2 separate regions of the Mus musculus genome follow, and region 2 is linked to region 1. The links are chromatin loops, found by intact Hi-C in ENCODE. Cell type or tissue: heart. All regions are shown on one strand.

Region 1 (8,000 bases):
AAACCTCATGGCTCTGGGGGTCCAGTGCAGGGGCAGGAGCACTTGGAGAACGCAAGCCTTCACCTAGCCAGGATGAGACATTGCATGGAGAGGAGGGGGCGGGAGGCTTCGTTGGTTTGAGCGTGGACACTGGCCGGGGGATCTAGTCGGTTTTCCGGCCAAGGCAGCAGGCTGGTCCCAAGGGCGGGCAGTTGAGCCGAGGGAGCCAGCGGTGGAGCTCACCCCTAGGCCAGTGTTCCTGGGCGCCAGCGCCACTCCGGTGTAGCTTCCATCACCGCCGAGTCGCTACCACTGCTGCTGCAGAGTGTAGCTGCTCCGCCGCGCTCCCGCGCGCTGCGCCGCCAGCCGCCAGGGAGCCGGGGCGCTGAGCCCCGAGCAGAGGAGAGGGGCGAGGCGCGAGAGCCTAGGCGAGGAAGCCGCGAAGGGGGAGGGAGGGAGCAGGCGGGCGGAGGGAGGAGCAGGGAGAGAGGGAGTAGGGAGGGGAAGAGAGAGAGAGAGGGAGAGTGAGGGAGAGCGGAGATCGAGAGCAAAGAGCGAGAGCGAGGGAGAGGAGAGGAGAGGAGAGGAGAGGGAGAGAGGAAGGGAGGAAAGACACACGCAAGCACAGGCACACCGGCACTGGAATTCCATTAGAAAAAGTGAGCCGAAGCAAGGGATAGCGGGAGAAGATTTTTTTTTTTTTATTTTGAATCTTTTTCTTCGTCTTGGTGCCAAAGAAGCGACTCTGGTCTCCCGTCCTAGAAGCTCTACTGGATTGCTCCCATCCGTCGGTGGATTTCTTTCCTATTTGCATTTATTCTGACCCCCCTCCCTCGCTGCTTTCTTCCAGTCCTTCACTTTCAGATCGCCTCGCCCCCACCTCTCCAGTCCCCTCCTGGGAAGTGCAGGGGAATTGGACCCACGGGGACTCGCGCCTTCCCGGCCGCGAGAGCGAAGGGCTGGGCTGACCTCAGGACCAGGCTGTTGGCTTAGAAGGCAGCCAGACACATAGCTACGTGTGTTTGATTTCAGTGGCAAGGGGGGGACGTCGAGAGGCAGCCCACCGCCCGCCTCCCACCCCTCCCCCTCCAGCCAGCAGCGAGAATCCCTGGACTCGGGATCTTCAACCGGCGGCCGCCTGGCGGGATCTCCGCATTGGATTTGGGGGTCGTTATCATTGCTTGGCTGTTATTATTACCGTTGTTATTTTATTTTTATTTTTTAAACCTAAGGGAGAAAGACACATACACACAAAACTGTGGGATTTATTTAACATGATCTTGGCAAACGCCTTCTGCCTCTTCTTCTTTTTAGGTGAGTACCTGCAGGTGGCGAGTCTGGGGGTCACAAGGGGCTGCGCGCGTTCAGTCGCCCACTGGAAGCTGGGCATGCGGGGGTGGGCTTGGGGGCTGCAAGCAGGGCGCCGTGGGAGACACCGGGAGATCGCGCCAGGCTGGGAGCCCGGGCCTGGGGCTCCGGGGAGCCGAACTGCCTGGGAGGCTCTAGAGGAGGGAGCTGTGCAGCGGCTAGCTGGTTGCGCGGAGGACCGAGAAGGAGACTTCCAACATTCAAACCATCTCCGCACGCACTCCCGTGCCGCGCGCGCGCACACACCCCGACACACACTCTTACTTGCAGGCCGTGATAGCGCTCATTTCCCTCAAAATAATGGGTTCAATTTGCAACAACTTAGGAAGGAAAAAAATGCAACTGTTGGTGTGAATGAAAGGAAGGATGGGGAGAGGCTGGCGGGACGCTATCAAGCCTGCCCCTCCTTTCTGGAAGGCTCTCAGAGTCAGTGGGTTTCGGCAGGAGGTCTTGGTTTGGACGTTTGCGGGGAGTCCTTGTAGTCACCTCCTACTTGCCAATCAGTCTCAGGAACGCACCCTATCTCTCCACTCTCTGTAGCACTTTGCAAGTTTCTCCCTACCCACGGCCTCCCTTTCCAAGCCAGATGGGTAGGTGGAGCTCAGGCTTGCAAATGGGTGTTCAAGGCCTTCAAGAGCAACAACCCAGGGGCCTAGGGCATGTGACACGGGAAAGAGGAGGCCAAAGTTTGCTCCTTGGAAAGAAGATGGTGCGGGGGAATGCAGGAAAAGGGAGAAAACAGATCTTAACAAAGACCACTTACTGCTCACCCCATAAGCCCCCTCCCTCTGTGACAGGGAGGAGCGGCTGCCCAGTGGTTCTGAGCTCCAGCAGGCGCCTCCCCACCTCCCCTTATACTTTGTAAAATCTCAGCTGCTTGGGAAGCAAGGTCTAGGAATAGTTTACAGGTAAAGAAAAGATGCTTTCAAAGCTAAAGGCTATGTGTGGACCCAGGGTTCCCAGGCAAGGTTACTGGTAGGGAATTCTGGAAAATGTGTGTGTTTGTGTGTGTGTGTGTGTGTGTGTGTGTGTGTGTGACATCTGCTTTTAGTCCAGGTGCTGTTCTGCTTGTTGGTAGACCAGAATGAACTGGCTACCAAGCAGGGATCAAGAAATCACCTTTACCTTCAGCAGAAAAGGGCTCTGGATAGCCCAGACAGGGAGGTAGCCTTTGCTTATGGAAGATATGCATGGTCTAAGAAGTGCCCTCCAGATTGTAGGGGATTTGTAGTCAGGGTGAATAGATATTGGCTGTATCTTTGCTTGCTCACAGACTTTCTACCTCCCAGCTATGCATTCCCAGGGGACATAGCCCTGCCCTGGGGTGTGGCCTTCACCATACTTGCTTTCTCCACATGTCAGTAACCCTGTGGGTGGGAGGGACAGGGTAGGAGGGTAGAAGATGCTCTGGGCTCACTTTCATCCCTTTCCAGCAGCCTTGGGGGAAGTGAACTCTCATTCTGAATGAACTGTCACAAAATTTGACCTTATCTTCATTAATGGTCTGAAAACGTAGCTTTCTAGGGTCTTAGAATGATCAGAGCGAAGAAGAAAGCATTGCATTTCAGGTAAAAAGTGGCCAGATTGCCTGCTGTTGAGTTACACCCCTCCCTCATAAAGGATGCATGCTTCCAAGTATAGGGGCCCCCCTCTGAGGGGCAGTGGTATATGAGCACAATACCCTCCAGTATCAGACCCCATGTTGCACATTGGGTGATCCTAGCTGAGGAGTCAGTTCTCCTCAGATGTGGCAATGGGCGTCCTGCCCATAATGGGTGTGTACACGTATTTGCACGTATGTGTGTAGAGATTATGAGCCGAGAGCAGAGATGTCCGCCACTGCCTGCTCCCCAAGGGCTGAAATGGAAAGTGGAGGAGGAGGGGGTTGCCTGATGCCTCCTTGAGTTATGCCCCTTCAGTCCCCTATCCCTCAAAAAGTCCCTCTCCAAATCAGGGCAAAGGGTTCAAGGGAATGGCAGGCCAGGGGAGTCTGAAAAGCTCTGACAGGCTGGGATGAATGGTGTGAAGGAAACTTAAATCCAAAAGCCTTTTCCTGGCTAGATGACTATATAGTTGGGAACCACTTGGAAAGTCTGTTTAGTGTGGCGGTTCCTTAGCAGTTTGGGATTTCAGTCTCAAATCAGCAGTTTGGCTGGGGCCATGTCCCGCCCCCTTCAGATGCCTTTCTCAAAGGTTCTGAGTGAGACCTAATGTCAGAGGACTTACCTTATAGAGAAAGGGCTTTTAAACCCAACCATCCAGATTTCCAAGGTTGGCATAGGATGCCATGGAGAGAGGAAACAGAGTGGGCAGAGCACCAGGCCCCCCGTGGTATTCTAGCACATTCTGGCTGTTGAGGGGACTGTAGACACAGGAGGGCAATGTGGACCTCTGCCTTCCCCTCCCTGGCACTCCCTGGAACTGGTCCACACTGTCTATTCTTGATAATTCCAGGTTTTCTTCCTCCAGGCCACGAAGGTAGCCTTTTCTTCTGATTCTTGGCTAGCCTCTCCCGGTTACTGTGTTTCCCTTCTCTGCTTGGGCTTGGTTGATTCTGGGAGTTCTGAAGCCGAGTCCCAGAGATAGGGACAATGATCAAAAGGATGTCCTGGTCCTCTGCAGAAACTATTCTTGCCCTTCATGAACATCAGTTGACAGGATGAGGAAGCCCTTTGAGACTGGTGTGGGAGCCAGTAAAGGCTTGTGTTAAGGATATCAAGGGAGATTTTGGCTTCAGCTGCAGGGCAGGCCAAGACTGACTTTAAACTCGTGTAAGTTCTGAGCCCATAGAAGACCCAGCCAGAGTGCCAGCATGTCCCATTCTGTGTTCCGCTTGGGCAGTTAAACCTTTAGCTCAATCAGGTGGAAGGTGAAGTCCTATGGAACCCCGGGACAAAGTCAGAGAGAATGCAGAGCTGGCTGGCTGCCTGAGAGCAGCTGACAGGTGCGAGTTGGGGGCGTGGTAGTTCAGCTGTTCCTGGGTGGCCCAGAGGCACTAGAGTCCTGTAAAGGGATGCAGGAATCTGCTGAAGCCTTGAAAGAAAGCTGCTACCTCAGCTGTAGTGGAGGACACATCTCAGGCTAGTGCCTGGGCAGACCTTGCTTTCAGCAACTTCCACTTTGTATGGGGGTTTCTACGACTTGTCTTGTTTCAGTGTGGTTACATCCTTCCGCTCTTTCTGTTCTGGGCCAGGGTTTTGGTCAGCAAGAGAAGAAATTTTCCTTTGCTGTAATTGGAGCCTCCTCCATCGGGAGGCCAACTCCCTTTCATCTCCTTTGCTGTTTCCAACTGGGAATGATCCCCCTCACCCCCCCCCCCCGCCCCTCCCAGCTCTGGGGAGTGACAGGCTTGCTGTGTGCAGCTCTACCTGTAGGTGTCGCTGTCTCCCTGCAGTAGCTCCCCCATGAGCAGGGCCTCCTAGGGAGAAGGCCTGAGCGTGGCAGCTCTGAATGAGGATGGAGTAGGGGGATTCTGCAGTATTCTGAGGAAGGGATGACTGACCTAGAGTTTTATTCTCTTTTGGGTGGGAGGGAGTGGAGAAAGCCTCTCAAATTATTCTTTGGGTCCTGCAGAAGGCAGTCTTTGCTCTGGCAGAGAGATGTGGCTTTTTGAGGGGGCAGGGTCTGGAGTTAGGGCTTTAGGAAGGACAGGGAGACAGGAAGATGCCGCCTGTGTCTGGAGGAAACCATTTTGGAAGCTTGGCTTTGAAAGGGTCCGGCCAGCTTCTCTCTGCCCTTCATGTCCAGTCCTCAGGCCCCTCCCTTCTGGGGACACTGTGGGAGGCAGATAAGAGGGAGTGGGCTGAAGCCATACTCAGGCTGGAAGGCAGGGCCCAAAGGAGGAGAAGTCTTTTCTTTCTAGAGTTGATTTATTAATTTGCTTTAGGAAGGATATATAAAAAAGACAGGATTTCAGAATAGTGTATGAAGGAAAGGAAAGAGAGAGAGAGAGAGAGAGAGAGAGAGAGAGAGAGCACATTTAAAAGGAAAAGGTGGTGAGGTCGGTTGAGAACAGAACCCTTGGGAGACAGGAAACAGGAGATGATGGGAGATAGAGATGGGAGAGGTCATGATGGGGAAGCAGCACGGGGAGTGGGTTTGCCCCTGTGCTCTGGTTAATGAGGTCTCTCTTGCAGGGAGCTGGGGAAGAACTTGGCCCGTGCAGACACTTTGCCAGGCCTCTGTCTGGTGTGAAGTTGGCAGATACAGAAAGGCAAGGCCCGAAAGGGGTCTTTGCTTCTCTCTGCTGGGCCTCCTGGATTGAGTTAGGCTTGTCTCTGGTTGTCTTCTAAAGGCCTAATGATAACAGAAATGACGAGACTGAGGGGCTGGAGGGGGCTTGCTGCTTCTCTGTGTGTGACCTTGAGTTGGACCCGAGCTTCCCTGGAATTTGATGTTGATTGAGTTCTTCCTAAGTTTCAGACAGGCTCTGAGGGTTAACTGACTTTTGGAGCCTTGGATGGAGCGGAGGTTTGTCCACTGGGAGTCGAGACAAGATCCCTTTGCATAACCCTTGCCACTCCATGTTGAGGCCATGTCATTCTGTCTGGACTATTGGCATCTTAGCCTACTGGCAGTTTCAGTGAAGGCCTTCCTGGATTTAGCATGCTGTGTTCCACCACCTAGGATTGCGCTCAGGAGAAAATGAATGTGAACCATGGTTGTAGGGGAGCATGGCTGACTAGGTTGGGTCTACGTTGACCTTGGTCTTGGTGTACTTTGGTATGGAGAGGGTAAGAAGTTCCTTCAAACCTTAGGCCTACATTGGGGTCAGAGACTATGATGACCCTCATTCACGCTTGTCTTCCCTCCCCACTACCCAGACGAAACCCTCCGCTCTTTGGCCAGCCCTTCCTCTCCGCAGGGCTCTGAGCTCCACGGCTGGCGCCCCCAAGTGGACTGTGTCCGGGCCAATGAGCTGTGTGCGGCTGAATCCAACTGCAGCTCCAGGTACCGCACCCTTCGGCAGTGCCTGGCAGGCCGGGATCGCAATACCATGCTGGCCAATAAGGAGTGCCAGGCGGCCCTGGAGGTCTTGCAGGAAAGCCCATTGTATGACTGCCGCTGCAAGCGGGGCATGAAGAAGGAGCTGCAGTGTCTGCAGATCTATTGGAGCATCCATCTGGGGCTGACGGAGGGTAAGCTCGGGTGGGCTCCACGGGAGGGCGGCGATGGGGAAGGGGGTGGATGGATCTGGCCAGGGATCCAGAAGGAAGGAAGAACTTGGTAAAAGGGTGACCTGATTTGAATCTGGGGAATTTAGCTACCCCCTCCTAGGAGGTCAATGGTGATAGAGAAAGGGAGATGACAGGGTAGAGGATGAACTGGATGACGGGCTGCAAGCAAGGGCAGCGAAACTGTGCCCACGAGAGGAAAGAGACACCAGGCAGACATTTAAGGGAGAACAGGAGGTATCAGCCCCTGCCACTCTAATGCCCTGTTCCCTGGAGCAGAGCCCAGAGTCAAGTCTTTCTTCCTTCATGTGGTCTCTGGCTGACACAATGGCTGGCCTAGGCACTTTATATAGCGCTTAAGGAGCTCAAGACTGGACATGAGCAACAGGTTCTATGACTCTAGGCAAGCTCTCTTGAAGCCTGCCCAAGGCAGAACCTGAGAGCTCCCCCCCTCCTCAATGATACCTCTTCAGCACTCCTCAGTCCAGACAGGGGCTTGAGATTGCAGAGACTTCAGGATGATTGGTCAGCTTGGCAAGATGCTCATTTACTAATTCAGCAAATATGCGTTGAGAGTGCACTGATGCTGTGCGTTCCTGGAATAGTCTAGGATCTGGTGTAGCCGTTGCCTTTATGGAACTTAAAGCCTGGGGTAGGGGTTCAGTAAGTAAGGTGGCACTTGCCATTTGAAGGCATACATGTTATGATGGAAAGGCATAGTAGGGACACCTCAGAGGAACATCCAAGTCCTTGTTAAAAAGTCTAAAGAGCCTTTCGGGGTTGGAGGGGAGGTGGGGAGATGCTGTCTCTAGGCTGGGATGAAATCACACTACCCAGGGGAGGGACACACTAAGAGTGGGCAGATGGAGAGTGAGACACATCAGGGTCAGGCCTGAGAGTTGAATCTTCATGAAGAACTGTAGGAAACTGGACAATCTAGAGCATGGATTGGAAGGATGGGAGGCTGGGAGGAAAGAGATCTGGTGGGCAATAGGAAACCTGGATGGTTTTAATTCAGAGTTCAAGGGATCTGATCAGACTGATGCTTCAGAAGATTATCCATGTAGTTCTGGGGGCATCAGTCAGTTGTGGGGATTGTGACCCCAGGCAGGAGTAATGGTGGCAGGTACAGGACAGGGCAACCAAGGGGAAGATGGATCTGAGTGCTTCTTAACAGGGTAGAATCAACAGGTCTTTGGCAGCTACTGCCAATGAGACAGGAAGGGAGAGACTTCCAGTGCCTGCAAAGTAGAAGGCGGCAGGGGGCTTGATGTTTCTCTGGGGCTCCCTACCTGCCCTTGGTCAAGCCCTGCAGACATGCAGGCACAGAGCTCAGAGGAGGATATGGTTCTAGAGAGATTCTGGGGTGTACGTCAGCCCATGTGTGGAACCTGGAGCTAAGACAGTGGGTACAGTCACAGAGCAGTGGGCCATGGAAGTGTCTCCTGGACCACTGCTGCCACTTGGGTAAGCCTCCTA
Region 2 (8,000 bases), 72 kb after region 1:
TCCTAGGGCTTTTTTTCTTCCAAGTCTGGGGCATAAAGCAGGAGTATTTAAAGCTGAAGCCAGAAGGCAGGATCTGAAGGGCACCCACAAGCCCAACTCAGCAGCTTGTGCAGATTGCCACACTTGAGACTCAGAGCCTGCCATTCCAGCATCTGAAGGCTTGGTAGTGAGATTACCAGCTTTGATGCAGCAATTTTAGGCAGTGTATGTTTGGGGCGGAGCCTAGAGAATTTGCATGCCTAGCAATTTCTGGCCAATGACAGTGCTGGTAGTCTGTTTACTACACTTTGAGAAGGGTGTTATGTGGCTTGCTTTCTGCTTACCAGCTCTGTTCTTTCTCCTTTGATCAGGGCACCTGTGGCAGCAGATTAAAGAGATAGCATGCCCCAGGGTAGGGCAATTGAGGGCAGGGAGGTAAGAGTGGGTAGGTGGGTGGAGGAATACCCTCATAGAAGCAGGGGGAGGGAGGATAGGATAGGAGGTTTCAGAGGGGAGGGGGCAGAACTGGGAAAAGGGATAACAATTGAAATGTAAATAAAGAAAATATCCAATAAAAATATCAAATAGAAAAAAAAGAGGTAGGATGCCAAGTAAAATTTGAATTCCAGATTCAAAAAACTTTTTTCTAGTATAAATATGTCTGAGATGTAAAATAATAATAATAATAATCATAGTAATAGTAATAATAACAAAATTTATCTGAAATTCAAATGAGATGAACATGCTGCATCTAATATGACCACCTTTTCATCAAATTAGGGTCAAGTGTCTCTCTCCTGCTGCTTCCCTGTGATTGAATAGGCCACAGCTGTTGATGAACCAGGCCCAGAGAGGGCTCGTGATTTTGGGGCAATCCACCTGCTCCCCTGAGCTCAGCTGAGAGGAATTTAGTTTGTGTGCATTTCCACTCTCTTGATGGCTCTCTGCTCTTTTCTCTCTGCTTATCTGCCTGTTTTTTCCTCTCAGTGATTTCTTTACCCCACCTCTTTTCTGGAGGGCAGGAGGGGGGACCTTAAATCTGAAGTGGGGGACTGATCCGGGAAAGATCAGCTCTTGGCAGCAGAAACAGAATCCAAGAGACCAGTGATATCTCAGGGTCTGGGGGATGAGTGGCATTTTGCCTAGAGGAGGTGGCGATCACCAATTGGCACCCCACATATAATGGTTTGGGCTGGAGTGCTCGTGTGGTTGATTCTCCTTGTGCTGGAGTTGGAGTATGTAAAGGGCCTGAAGGAAATTGACTCCACTTGGTCTCTTGTTCTGGCAGAGGAAGCTCGCTGCTGTGGGTTTATCACAGATTGAGAGGCAGAGAGAAACTTGAGCAATCAAAGGCCTCCTGGAGACTTGGACTTGGCAACCTTCTAAATGGCCCCATTTGTCCCCTTTGCTTGCCAAGCTGCCTTGATGCTGAGAGTGGCTAAGATGACAGCAGAAGGCCTAGCTGCTTCCCTCCCTTCCCGTCCCCTCACCAACCAAATCCACATCCTTTACTTTTGAACAGTATCACGTCTGGGGTTCCTGACACTAACCACCAGACTTCTTTGAGGGCAGTAGGCTGGAGCCACACTGAGATGATACTGAGATGGTGTTTTCACTTTACATTACCCTGGGGGCCTGGCTGCGGGGGCTCTGCGCACGGTTCCTAAGTTTCCAGAGCCCCTGCTTTTTTCCCTGCGTTCATCGTGGCATGGGAAGGATCAGTGGATTCAGGAGGGCAGGGTCTTCCTGGGATCCACCAAGCAGGCCTTTGGAGCCCTCCCTTCTCATGACATGCTCACATTGCCCACACAGGATAAAGTGGTGTGTTTCTGTTCTCTGTGGGTCATGAATAGTCATTTCCTGTTTGCGATTGCCAGGCAGAGCGCTGAGGGAGAAAGCGGTAAAGATGATGATTCCTATCTACATTGGGAGCTGCTTTGTACAGTATCTCTCACCGCTTTATTGAAGCTCTGGGCAAGCGTAGCTTTCTACTTAAGTGGGGACACTGAGTACCAGAGACATAGCCAGTGAGCCTCAGGTCACACAATAGAACAAGAGCTTGCGCACCATCATGTGACAGATGGCTCTCCCAGCAGCTGGACCAGTATCCTTCTTGCCAGCTCAGGAACCCCTCTGGCTACAATCCTTGGAGGGGTCTGTACTCTTTCACCTTCTGTTCTCTGGCTTGCACCGTCACCCCCACTTCTCCTATAGAGCCAGGCTGATCTCTCCTTTGCTGGTGAAATGTCCTAGATATCTCTCAAGTGACATTTTTCATTTCCTCCCATGTATATTTCCACTTCTCCAGCCTTTGAGTTGGTGGTTTTGAGAGGTTCCTGGCACTTCGAAGCCAGACAAATATATGCGGTGTTCCTAGTGTCGTGTGATCTTGGAGTCAAACTTTTGAGAGAGGACAAGGCCGTTCTGGATGCTGGTGTCAATGGGAGCAGTTCAAGAGGCTTCCAACAGCTACAGGTCTAGCTGGAACCCTCAGCTCAGTTCTGGGCAGATGATGTTATTTGTAAGGAACTGAGAGGATAGTAGCATTTCACCAAAGCCCTGTGCCGTAATCAGAGGGGTGGAGAGCCTTGAACATGTCATGGGGTTCCCTTCTGATTCCATATTGATGTGCTTACCATTCCCATCGTCACTCTGTCAGACACAGGCCAGGGGATCTGCTCCTAGTTGGAGCAAAGATGAGGGATAGCTACCATCCATGACTATTAACAGGGCCTTAGAGGATGTGGATGAAGAAATACGTAAATAATAATATTAGCAGTGGATGTTCTTATTGGGAAGATCAAACAAAGCAATGTCAGCAAGTCTCTGTGCTGTTGAGTTGCCTGGTCTAGGCTTTCTGTGTGGTTGCACTGAGAAAAAGGACAAATCCAACATGATCATGGAAAAAGAACCTCTGTGTTGAAGGTTTCGGTGGCTTTGGGGATGCAGGAAGTAGGAGATAGAGTCCATACATGCCCACATGGAATTGAAATGGACTCTTGCATTTCAGTTAGAGGGTGTGTTTAAATAACCCGTAGAGAAGATGTTTAAACAGCTTCATAGAGAAGATGGTAAACAGTGGTTGCTCACGATATAGGATTCTACAGGACCTCCATTCTGCCTTTATGTTCTCCTGTTGCTTCTGTCTGGGGGGAGATTTGGCCAAAATGGAGTATTTGAAAACCCCATAGTGTCCCCCAAGGATGTACCTGAGTATCAGAGACCAGGTAGCTTATGGCAGAAACAGACTCTCTTATAGTTGAAGTCATAAGTCTGAGGTTGAAGTGTCAGTGGGACCATGCTTGCTTTGTGCTGTCAGAGACTGAGAGGGGCTGATGAATGGGGTCACATGGGCAGGACACTCCCCTCTAGGGGGTGATGGTTGCCTTAGACAGGATAAGGGGGAAGCTTCCGTAATCCAGGCTGATGGAAACTTCTGTGGCCAGAGTACTAGGAGAAGAGGGAAAAAGAAGGGAGCTAGCCAAGGGTGTGACTTTGTGCCACATTCAACTCTGTGGCGGGGTAATGAGAACAGGCCTGGACCTGCTCCTGGCTGAGTGTGACTGAGCTGTACAGCACAGGTGGTTACAAAGCCATGTCACAGGTACTGATGACAATGGGTGATGGCATGCTAGGTCATGAAGAGAAACATTTAAAAGGTGGGCTATGTCTGGTGAGCTGGGGAGGTAGGGAGAGGGGCTACCTATTGGCCTGCTCTGGGACGATGCAGAAGAGTCCAGGTGACAATGAGGAGATGCCTCACCCTAAGGAGACCCTGCCTTCCCTCTCTCTGAGTTCTGGCTTCTTCGAGCTACAGGCTAGTAGGGTGGGGATCATTAGGTCCACTTTGGGTTGGGAAGAGCAATGTGTTCCAGGATATGGACAACATTCTTCAAGGTTTTAGTTGTCAGGAAGTAGAAACTTGTACCCTGTCCCAGGTCTGGATACTGTCTACCAGCACAGCCCTGCCCCCTCTGTTTTTCTGCTAACAAGGACCATTTAGAGAATGGTTCTTTAGTTTTGCTCTTTTTTGAGACAGGTCTCACACTATGTTCCAGGCTGGCCTGGAACTCACTATGTGGCCCAGTTTGGCCTCAAACCCTCCCGCTTTAGACCTCTAAGTGCAGGTATGACAGGTGCACGGCTTGGGCTTTTAAATTGCACTATGCCCAGCTCCATAGGCCTCCCTTCACTTTCTACTCCCCCCTTTCCTGGCTTCCTCAGGTTCTAGGATCTGCAGTGTGGAGCCCCAGGCAGTGTGGAGGAGGCTGGAGCAGGCTGCCAGACTAAACTGTTTCCTCCTTGGGTCTTTTCCCAACACCAGGTCCCGCCTGGCAGACTTCCACGCCAACTGTCGAGCCTCCTACCGGACAATCACCAGCTGCCCTGCGGACAACTACCAGGCATGTCTGGGCTCCTATGCTGGCATGATTGGTAAGCCCTGCTTACATTTTCTGTACTTTAAGTAGTTTCTTCCCTCAGCCCCACCCCTGGTCTCACTGGGGTGGGGGTTGCTGCAGTCCAGCCCAAGGCTGTTGGGAGATTGACAGCATAACCTTGCCTGTGGCAGATTCAGACAGAGCATCTAGGGGGAAGGGAGGCTACCTCCTTATCAGGAGGGACCCCGTGCCTTTGTTACAAGGCTTTGGAAATTAAGCTACAGCCTTCTAGGGATTGCTAATGAGTAAGTGTAGAGCTTCCACTAAAGAGTGGTTGATGTTTCTATTTTCCAGGCAAGGCAACTGATGCTTAAGAGATAATTGAGTTCCTTGACCAGGTTCATTTAGTTGGCAAATGCTAGCACTGAGATCCAACCCAGAACAGGAGCCTTTGACTCCTTGACTCTAGAAGAATCACTCTGCATGTTTTCAAGGTAGAAAGCAAGGAAGACTGAAGATAGGGTGGGAGCTAATGGGGTCTTTCCTGCCCTTCTGATGACACAGAGTCTGGTGGTTCTCTGGGCCTTTGTCCTTTCTGTTCCTGGTGACCTCATAGTCACCAGAGGTAAATGTGCTCAGAGTTAGGATTGTAAGTTAGGGTGTCACAAGCACAAGTTTTCGGGGGGGGGGCAGGTGAAAAACTGTCCTATTGTGCCTATGCATCATCATTCCCAGGGTTTGATATGACACCGAACTATGTGGACTCCAACCCCACGGGCATCGTGGTGTCTCCCTGGTGCAATTGTCGTGGCAGTGGGAACATGGAAGAAGAGTGTGAGAAGTTCCTCAAGGACTTCACAGAAAACCCATGCCTCCGTAAGTCTGAGAAAACTTTCCCATACCTCTATGTCCCTTCTGTTCCCTACCCAGGAAACATTTCTGCTTCCTGGGAGGAAACCTAGAGTGGTCTGCCCTGGTTGTTTTCCTCTTATTTTGTTAGGATGGCCAGTGATACCTATGTGGCTTCTGCATCATATAGGGCTTTCTCCACAGACCTGAAGGTTTGAGTTCTTAGAGATTTCATACTAGAACTGTCAGTGGGCTGCCCATGACAAGTCTACCATCAGAGTCCCTAAGCCCATGGAAGGTCAATGCAAAAGGACTTTAGTTTGCTGCTCTGACAGCAGCATCCAGTTTCTCTTGGAGACTGGGTCTTCTCCTGAGGACCACAGGCACCCTCTCCATGTACTGGCTCTTACCTATTGGAACTGAGGACTTAAAAAAAAAAGGTCTTTTAACTACTGATCAAAAGGTTGCATGGAGAAGAGGTCCCAGTCAAATGCAGCCTGCCTTTGGTCTTTACAGTCTGATATCCCTTGCTGATAATTCCATCTGTACATCTCCCCCTCCCCCTTCACTTCTCTCCTTTCTTCCTTCTGTTCATCTGTCTTTTTTCCCTTTCCTGTCTATTCAGGAATTCCGAGATAGATCCCAGTGCTTGTCATTAAAGGACGTGTAGCTAGATGGAGGTAAACTGCGGAGTCACGTGTGACCCCAGCACAGATGGAAGTTGTAGGATGTAGTTCTCTGTGGTGTCAGAGTTCAGACACCCATGTCCTCCTGGACAAGGGAGGGCTCAAGGCTTCTCAGAGGCTGTATCTCTTGAGGATAGTTGGGTCAGCTGAAATGGCAAGGAACAGCAGATGTTCTACTGTGACAGGGTCCCAGGTGTCCTTAGAAGAACTTAGACTGAGGAGACTGCAGAGCAGAGAGCCTGGTCTAGCTCTCCTCTTCTATTTTTCTCACCAACTGGGAGATCATTTTAAGTCTGACGGGAGCCTTAGCAAAGTCAAATTCTAATATCCTACCATTTTGCCTTCAGTTTCTGGGCCCTTTTGGGAGGGCAGTGGTTCGGAATAAGTTCAACCAGGCATGATGGAAGTGGGTTCTGATTTTGCTGTTTCTATCTGTCCTCTCTCCAGGGAATGCCATTCAAGCCTTTGGCAATGGCACAGATGTGAACATGTCTCCCAAAGGCCCCACATTTTCAGCTACCCAGGCCCCTCGGGTAGAGAAAACTCCTTCACTGCCAGATGACCTCAGTGATAGCACCAGCCTGGGGACCAGTGTCATCACCACCTGCACATCTATCCAGGTGAGGGGTGTGCCTCTGAAGCTTGGGAGCTGGAGCTTGGGGTGGCTTAAGATCCAGAAAACATCATGGTGTCAGACATGTTATGGGAAACCATTCAACCGGGGCCACCAAAGGAGCATTGAAGGTTCCTTGAGTTTAGGAGCCCAAGGGGTAGGGAGTTAGGAATGAACTTTTCTCACCTCTTTGTTAATTTAGGCATATTCTTCGATAATATGAAAACACCTGTTACCTAACAGTATTTTATCAGATATACTGGGGCATAAGAGAAATGTAATAGTTACCATAAAGCTCCTGTCTGGTAACTATCAACTAGTACGCTGATAATTCTCATCTCATTGAATTCACAATGAGGTGACAACATTCCTATTCAATATTCAGGAAAATGATCCAGAGGTCTTAGGTGAATATACCTGTGCTGACTGTTGGTGACCTGAATTTTCAAACCTTCATCTGACTCTAAGACTTACAGTGTTCCTCTGTCCATCCATTCTTCCATCCATCCATGCAATGTAGCTCATAGACCCATAACATACTAGGTCTTATATGAGCTTATAGGGAAACATTGGTGAGTGAGGTTAATACAGTTTGTGTTGTCTTGTGTACTGGCTAGATTTATGTCAACTTGACCCAAACTATAGTCATCTAAGAAGAAGAAACCTCTTTTGAGAAAATGCTTACATAAGATCAGGTTGTGGAGCATTTTCTTAATTAGTGATTAATGGAGGATGGCTTAGCCCATTGTGGGTGGTACCACCCCTGGGCTGGTGGTTCTGGGTTCTTTATAAAAGCGGGCTGAGTAAGTCACAAGGAGCAAGCCAAAAAGCAGTACTCTTTCATGGCTTCTGCATCAGTTCCTGCTTCCACGTTCCTGGCCTGCTTGAGTTCCTGTTCCTGTCCTGGCTTGATGGACTACAATGTGGACGTTTAAGCCAAATCAACTCTGCTCCTCAACTTGCTTTTTGGTTATGCTGTTTCATCACAGCTATAGGAATTCTTAACTAAGACAGACAGTCTTTATGGCTTTGATGGCCAAGCAGTGACATCCTTCACGGTAATAGCCTATCTGCTAAAGAGGGTGACCCTAAGTAGGAGAAGTTTAGTGCTGCGGCATGAGCCCTCACCCAAGACTCTTCAGTGCCTAAAAACTCCATATCTCATTATTTCTTTTTAGAAAAAAATTAATTCTTTACATATCGATCAATCAATCAATCAATTATTGTTATCTGTAACCTGTTTGTGTATGATGTATATACACAGGTGCACATGCCATAGCACATATGTAAAGGTCAGAGGACAACTTTGTAGAGTAAATGCTCTTCTTCCACCACTGTGTGGATTTTTGGTGCTCTAACTCAGGTTGCTAGGCTTACACCTGTATTGACTCTTCCATCTTATGGACCCCCATTCATTGTTTTTTTTGGGGGGGGGTGTATTAGGTTGCAAAGCATCCTTACTTATTTTTTTTTCCACCTAAAACCTGGGCTTTC

The links. Hi-C counts contacts between places; a loop is a spot of excess contacts. Peaks named below come from ENCODE experiments on the same cell type or tissue, not always from the same donor. Only the 100,000 strongest peaks of a DNase experiment are listed, where the experiment ranks them.
Region 2: it touches region 1 in a loop (2.2-fold over the local background); 4 of 42 quality-filtered maps call a loop at or near these places.

What each region holds. Positions count from the first base shown.
Region 1 is chr14:70,889,602-70,897,601 of GRCm38, forward strand. It overlaps Gfra2 (glial cell line derived neurotrophic factor family receptor alpha 2), which reads left to right and starts at 506. Exons shown (of 9, transcript NM_008115.3): 1 at 506-1,293; 2 at 6,171-6,485. The coding sequence starts at 1,254. In heart, a CTCF peak has its summit at 4,726 (motif pointing right); DNase peaks (open chromatin) are centred at 90, 340, 4,384 and 4,710; H3K4me3 peaks cover 2,496 bases; H3K27ac peaks cover 738 bases; H3K27me3 peaks cover 5,015 bases.
Region 2 is chr14:70,961,904-70,969,903 of GRCm38, forward strand. Gfra2 (glial cell line derived neurotrophic factor family receptor alpha 2) reads left to right here. Exons shown (of 9, transcript NM_008115.3): 5 at 4,304-4,413; 6 at 5,094-5,234; 7 at 6,341-6,513. Among named protein-coding and RNA genes, the nearest start is that of Gm34588, 24 kb to the left of the region's middle. In heart, a CTCF peak has its summit at 4,353; DNase peaks (open chromatin) are centred at 1,378 and 4,288; H3K27ac peaks cover 611 bases.